Regions from separate parts of the Homo sapiens genome. Here region 1 is linked to region 2. Evidence: read pairs that join two places in POLR2A ChIA-PET (ENCODE). Cell type or tissue: MCF 10A. All regions are shown on one strand. Each heading gives the region's core, and the rest is flanking DNA. Links, peaks and the distances in the headings are about the cores only.

Region 1 (2,500 bases), core at 1-2,500, 150 kb before region 2:
CCATGTGCTACATTTAACTGCCACTTAAAAGTAAGAACATGTGGTATTTGGTTTTCTCTTCCTGTGAGGTTAATGGCCTCCAGTTCCATCCATGTCCCTGCAAAGGGCATAATCTCATTCTTTTTTATGACTGCATAGTATTCCATAGTGTATATGTACCACATTTTCTTTATCCAGTCTACCATTAATGGACATTTAGGTTGACTCCATGTCTTTGCTATTGTAAATACTGCTGCAATGAACAATATGAGTGCAATTTATATTCCTCTGGGTATATACCCAGTAATGGGGTTACTAGGTCAAATGGTGGCCCTGCTTTTAGCACTCTGAGCAATCACCACTGGTTTCCACAATGGTTGAACTTACACTCCCACCAACAGCGTTTAAGTGTTCCCTTTTCTCCATAACCTCATTAGCATGTTATTTTTTTACTTTTTAATAATAGCCATTCTGACTGGTATGAGATGGTATCTCATTATGGTTTTGATTTGTATTTCTCTAAAGATCGATGATATTGAGCTTTTTTTCTTATGCTTATTGGCCACATATGTGTCTTCTTTGGAAAAGTGTCTGCTCATGTTCTTTACCTGCTTTTTAATGTTTCTTTTTTCTTGTAAACTTGTTTAAGTTCCTTATTGATGTTGGATATCAGACCTTTGCCAGATCCACACTTTGCAAATATTTTCTCCCCATTCTGTAGGTTGTCTGTTTACTCTGTTGATAGTTTCTTTTGCTGTACAGAAGCTCTTAATTTTAATTAGATCCTATTTGTCAATGTTTGCTTTTGCTGTGATTGTTTTTGGTGTCTTCATCATGAAATCTTTGACAGTTCCTATGACAGAATGCTATTGCCTACATTGTCTTCCAGGGTTTTTATAGTTTTGAGATTTACATTTAAGTGTTTAATCTATCTTGAGTTGATTTTTGGATATGATATAAGGAAGGGGTCCAGCTTCAATCTTCTGCATATGGCTAGCCAGTTATCCCAGCACCATTTATTAAATAGGCAGTCCTTTCTACATTGTTTATTTTTGTTAGCTTTGTCGAAGATCAGGTGGTTGCAGATATGTGGCCTTATTTCTGTGCTCTCTACTCTGTTCTATTGGTCTACGCACCTATTTCTGTACCAGTACCATGCTGTTTTGGTTACTGTAGCCCTGCAGTACAGTTTGAAGTCAGGTAATATGACTCCTGCAGCTTTTTTCTTTTTGTTTAAGATTGCCTTGGCTATTTGGGCTCCTTTTTGTTTCCATATGAATTCTAAAGTAGTTTTTTCTAGTTCTGTGAAGAATGTCATTGGAAGTTTGATAACAATTTCATTGAATCTGTAAATCACTTTGGACAGAATGGCCATTTTTATGATAATGACTCCTCCAATTCATGAGCATGGCATGTTTTTCCACTTGTTTGTGTCATCTCTGATTTCTTTGAGCTGTGTTTTGTAATTCCTGTTGTAGAGATCATTCACCTCCCCAGTTAGCTGCATTCCTAGGTATTTTATTCTTTTTGTGGCAATTGTGAATGGGATTGTGTTCTTGATTAGGCTCTTGGCTTGACTGTTTTTGGTGTACAGAAATGCTAGTAATTTTTTTTTTTTTTTGAGATGGAGTCTTGCTCTGTTGCCCAGGCTGGAGTGCAGTGCAGTGGTGTGATCTTGGCTCACTGCAACCTCCGCCTCCCGGGTAGCTGGGATTACAGGCACATGCCACCATGCTGAGCTAATTTTTTTTTTTTTTTTGGTATTTTTAGTAGAGACGAGGTTTCATCATGTCAGCCAGGCTCATTACCAACTCCTGACCTCAAGTGATCCACCCACCTTGGCCTCCAAAGTGCTGGGATTTCAGGCATGAGCTACCGCTCTTGGCCCTTCTCTCTTCTTTATTAATCTAGCTAGTGGCCTATCATTAATTTTTTTCAAAAAACCAACTCCTTGATTTGTTGACCTTTTGAATGTTTTTCTGCGTCTCACTGTCCTTCAGGTTGAGCTCTGATTTTGATTATACATATTCTGCTAGCTTTAAGGTTGGTTTGCTCTTACTTTTCTAGTTCTTTTAGTTGTGATGTTAGGTTAATTTGAGATCTAACTTTTTGATGTGGGCATTTAGTGCTATAAATTTCTCTTGTAACAATGCCTTAGCTGCATCCCGGAGATTCTGGAATGTTGTATCTTTGTTCTCATTTAGTTTCAAAGAACTTCTTGATTTTTGCCTTAATTTCATTATTTACTCCAAAGTTATTCTGGAGCATTTCCATGTAATTGCATGGTTTTGAGCCATTTTTTTTAGTTTTGATTTCTATTTTTATTGCACTGTGGTCTGAGAGTGTGTCTGGTATGGTTTTGGTTCTTTTGCATCTGCTGATTGCTTTATGTCCGATTATGTGGTCATTTTTAGAGTATGTGTCATGTGGCAATCAGAAGAATGTATTTTCTATTGTCTTTGGATGGACAGTTCTGTAGAGGTCTATTAGATACATTTGGTCCAGTGTTGAGTTTAGGTCC
Region 2 (3,941 bases), core at 600-3,099:
CACGTGTACTCCAGAACTTAAAAAAAAAAATTCTGCTGCTCTGAATGACTAATACGAAGTATTTAACAATATATAATAATACAATACTGTTGGAAAATCTGTGCAGAGGCAAAGCATTATAGATTGTGGTTGTTTAGTTCCTGTGCATTGTGGGTCACAAGCAGCCAAACTAAGTGCTTTGGAATATTTCCCTAAACTCAGTCCAGCGTTGGACACTTTGCACTCACAGACAAAAAACAAAATGGGCTTTTTCCCCTCCCCACCTCTGAGAAAAAGATCTGATCTACTCCAGAAGGAAGGCTTATGGTAATTATAAGTAGTCAATTGAGTACTGAATTATACCCGTTGTTTTAGTCAGCCTGGGCTGCCATAACAAAATACCATAGACTATTGGCTTAAACAAGAACAATTTCTCACAGTTCTGGAGGCTGGATGTCCGAGATCAGGGTGCCCAAGTAGTTGGCTTCTGGTGAGGACCACTTCCTAGCATGCAGATAGTTGCTTTCTTTCTGTGTCCTCACATGGCAGAGATAGAGTGAGCTCTTGTCCCTCTCTCTTCTTATAAGGAAAATAATCTCATCATGTGGGCCTCACCTTCAAGACCTCATCTAAACCTAATTACCTTCCAAAGGCCTCACCTCCAAATATTATCACATTGAGGGGTAGGGGTTCAACATGAGTTTTGGTGGGGGACACAGATATTCAGTTCATAGGACTCACTTTTCTCCTCTTATGATTTTCTTAGAGCAGGAGTGAATATTTATTTAAAAGCTTTAGAGCAGGAATGAAAGGAAGTAAAATACACTTGGAAGAGGACTAAGTGGGTGACTTGAGAGAGTCAAGTGTGTGGTTTGACTTGGGGTTTTATACGTTGGCATTTTTTTTTTTTTTTTTTTTTGAGACGGAGTCTCGCTCTGTCACCCAGGCTGGAGTGCAGTGGCGCGGTCTCGGCTCACTTCAAGCTCCGCCTCCCGGGTTCACCCCATTCTCCTGCCTCAGCCTCCCGACTAGCTGGGACTACAGGCGCCTGCCACCACGCCTGGCTAATTTTTTTTATTTTTTAGTAGAGACGGGGTTTCACAGTGTTAGCCAGGATGGTCTCGATCTCCTGACTCGTGATTCACCCGCCTCGGCCTCCCAAAGTGCTGCGATTACAGGCGTGAGCCACCGCGCCCGGCCAGGGGGTCTTACATCCCTTCTCCCTGATTCTTCTTGTGACTTTCTATGGAAATCAGCTATGGAGATCGATTTGAATATAATTATATTCTACCATAATTGCATATGAACTTAAAAGTTTACTTCCTCTGAACTTTAAATCAAAGTCATTATTAAAATTTCTCAGTTCTAACATTTAATGACCTAACTAGATCTTGGAGTTGGACTGAAGAAAATTGACCTAATATCTTTTTTGTCCTTGAATATTAAATTTAGTATCTTATATTTTCTCATGTAGTGAAGAAATATTAAAAGAAAATACTTTCACTTAAGTGTTTCATCTCATTGCTAACAAGAAATATTATGAAATGAACATCACTCTTTCCTCTGAGGAATTCTCTAGCCATTACTGGAGGCAGGATGTGGTGTTAGATGGACAAACATGACCTCATGATCCCTCTGCTAATGTGAATCTTTGTGAAAAATTAAGCGTATTTTTTAAACAATCGGTTTAAGGTTTAAGTGCATTGAGGTAGATAAAATGGGATCACCACCCTGCCTCAACTTGGCACCAAGTTGTCTTTGAAACCATGAGTCATCCTTCCTCTTACAAAGTGAAAATGCTCTTCAACAACTCATTGCTTAGTGGCTCAGAAATAATTTTGAAAAACTGATGACAATGCCATCAATTATTTTGTGAAGACAACAAACTCCTCTGATTTTTCCAAATTTGAGGGGTCTTTTCTAAGTCTTTGTGGGTTTTTTTAGACCATGATCTGGCATAGGTTTTTTTTTTTTTGGTTGGGGTGTTGTCTTGGTTGTGAGGTTTTAATTGTCATGTACAAGACTCTTGGGTCTCCAGATGCCTTAAAATGGAATCATTAGTGAATTAAAATAATGTAGCTCTCCAGAGTATGATTTGCTTCAGCTTGTTAGGTTGTTCAACTCTTTGAGAAATAAGATGAAGCAGGAGCTTAAGATGAAAACTTTCAATCTGCAGTAATGTGTTTACAGACCTATTGTTTCAATAGAAAGAAAACAGAGGTCAGAGAGAGTTGCTTAACTTAAACAAAAACTAAATACACACACACATAGACACACAAACACACACAAATATACACATCCTATTTTGTTAAGGACAATGAGGAGTTTCAAAATGACTTAATTATTCTCTGTGGGTCAATAAGTTTATTTATTTTACCTATCTCATCTCTCTTTTTTTTGGCAATTGACAGATTACTTCATGGAACCGTGATATAATTTGGATAGTAACAGATTTTATAGATTAATGAAGTAAGTCTGCGGTAAGATGTGAATTACTTTTTATAAAAACAAGTGATCCATGTACCACCAGAAAAATAGACTAGCAGAAGTCATCTAGTAGTATGTATTATACTCGCCAATGTGATAGCCTAAACAAACACAACCTACCCAGAGTGAAGCAGTATTACAGCAAGTCAGTATGTCAGGGCTGTGGTGAAGCTGGGGAGAAATGATATGTGGAGATTCAAAAAGCAAGGTAAATTCTACCATTGTCAAAAATTTATCAGTAGGAGCTCAGGGAAAGGAATCATATCCTGTGAAGTACATTTCCAGGTGTAAGACATGGTCCTACATCCCAGACGGGCTAGACTACTAAGAAGGTAACCAAAGCAAGAACTTAAACAGAGAGTAGAACAGGGATTGAGTTACCAAACAGGTGTCAACTGGGTTTTACCAACAGGGCAGAAGCTCCATTCCACCAGTCAGTCAGTCAGTCAGTCAGTCAGTCAATCAGCAAACATTTTTGTCTATGTGTAAGCCACCAATATATTAGATTCTAGGGCATAAAATAAAATAAGATATAGTTGCTGTCCTTTAATTGCTCACAGTTAGAGACTGGGATACAAGTTCAAGACCTGTCTAGGAGCGAGAGTCACAGGATGATGAATGCTAGAATAGAGAATCAACGTGATTTACATCTTTTCTGCCAAATGTCAGAATTGGTCTTAGAGATGGGGTATAAGAGGTGGAGTCTGCAAATGGGGATCCAGTAATTCTATTTATGGGTAAAGGAAGGTTGTAGAGGTCAGGAAGAGTAAGGGCCTGCCTCTTCTGGAACAGCATATGCAAGAACATAGAGATGGCATTTTCAAGTCTTGGCAGATATTTCCTTGCTCTGAATCCTATCATAGCTTGAAGAGAGCAGGGGAAGGGTTATGAACAGTTGTAGTTCTCTTTTGCTCTCAGCAAACAGGGACTTCACACATTTTAGTTAATCTGAAGATCAAAGAATGTCATGGGAGAAAATATGTTAAAAGCAAAACAATCCTTTTGAAATTGTGGGAAACCATCCGAGGAAAGACAAACATGTTTTTCCTCTATTAGATCATTTCTCTAGAAAGGAAAATCTTGATGATTTACTTACCTTCTAAGTGATTTTTAAATAATTAGTACCCATATGTGATTTCTGTCTCTATTTCATTATGATACTTTCTTGACACCTATTGTTCACATGAATTCTAAGGATGCTGCCAAAACAAATTTGTCACCTTACATGCTATGGGATAAAGTTATAAAACAATGTAACCAATATTAGCAGATTTCCTTATTCCAGTCTTCCAAATTTTGAGTTTGGTTCATTGTTAAGGGGTCTATTAGGAAGCATGCAGTCAACTCTGACCTAGGAATCAGGAAATTGGGTTTCAATCCTGTCTTTCCCTTTCTTGCTGTGTGACATTGGCCAGATCTCTTAATGGGAATTGGTTTCCTCAACTCCAAAATGCTTAGTTCATGCAGATGTTATA

Evidence for each region. Peaks named below come from ENCODE experiments on the same cell type or tissue, not always from the same donor. Only the 100,000 strongest peaks of a DNase experiment are listed, where the experiment ranks them.
Region 1: POLR2A ChIA-PET joins it to region 2 with 7 read pairs; 3 of 35 experiments call an interaction of 5 or more read pairs at or near these places.

What each region holds. Positions count from the first base shown.
Region 1 is chr3:98,829,485-98,831,984 of GRCh38, forward strand. All of the region lies in intron 3 of DCBLD2 (discoidin, CUB and LCCL domain containing 2), which reads right to left. Among named protein-coding and RNA genes, the nearest start is that of ST3GAL6, 67 kb to the left of the region's middle. In MCF 10A, for the core only: no CTCF peak of the experiment used is centred there; no DNase peak of the experiment used is centred there.
Region 2 is chr3:98,976,048-98,979,988 of GRCh38, forward strand. The region is part of intron 1 of LINC00973 (long intergenic non-protein coding RNA 973); the gene reads left to right. Among named protein-coding and RNA genes, the nearest start is that of LINC00973, 63 kb to the left of the region's middle. In MCF 10A, for the core only: no CTCF peak of the experiment used is centred there; a DNase peak (open chromatin) is centred at 1,724.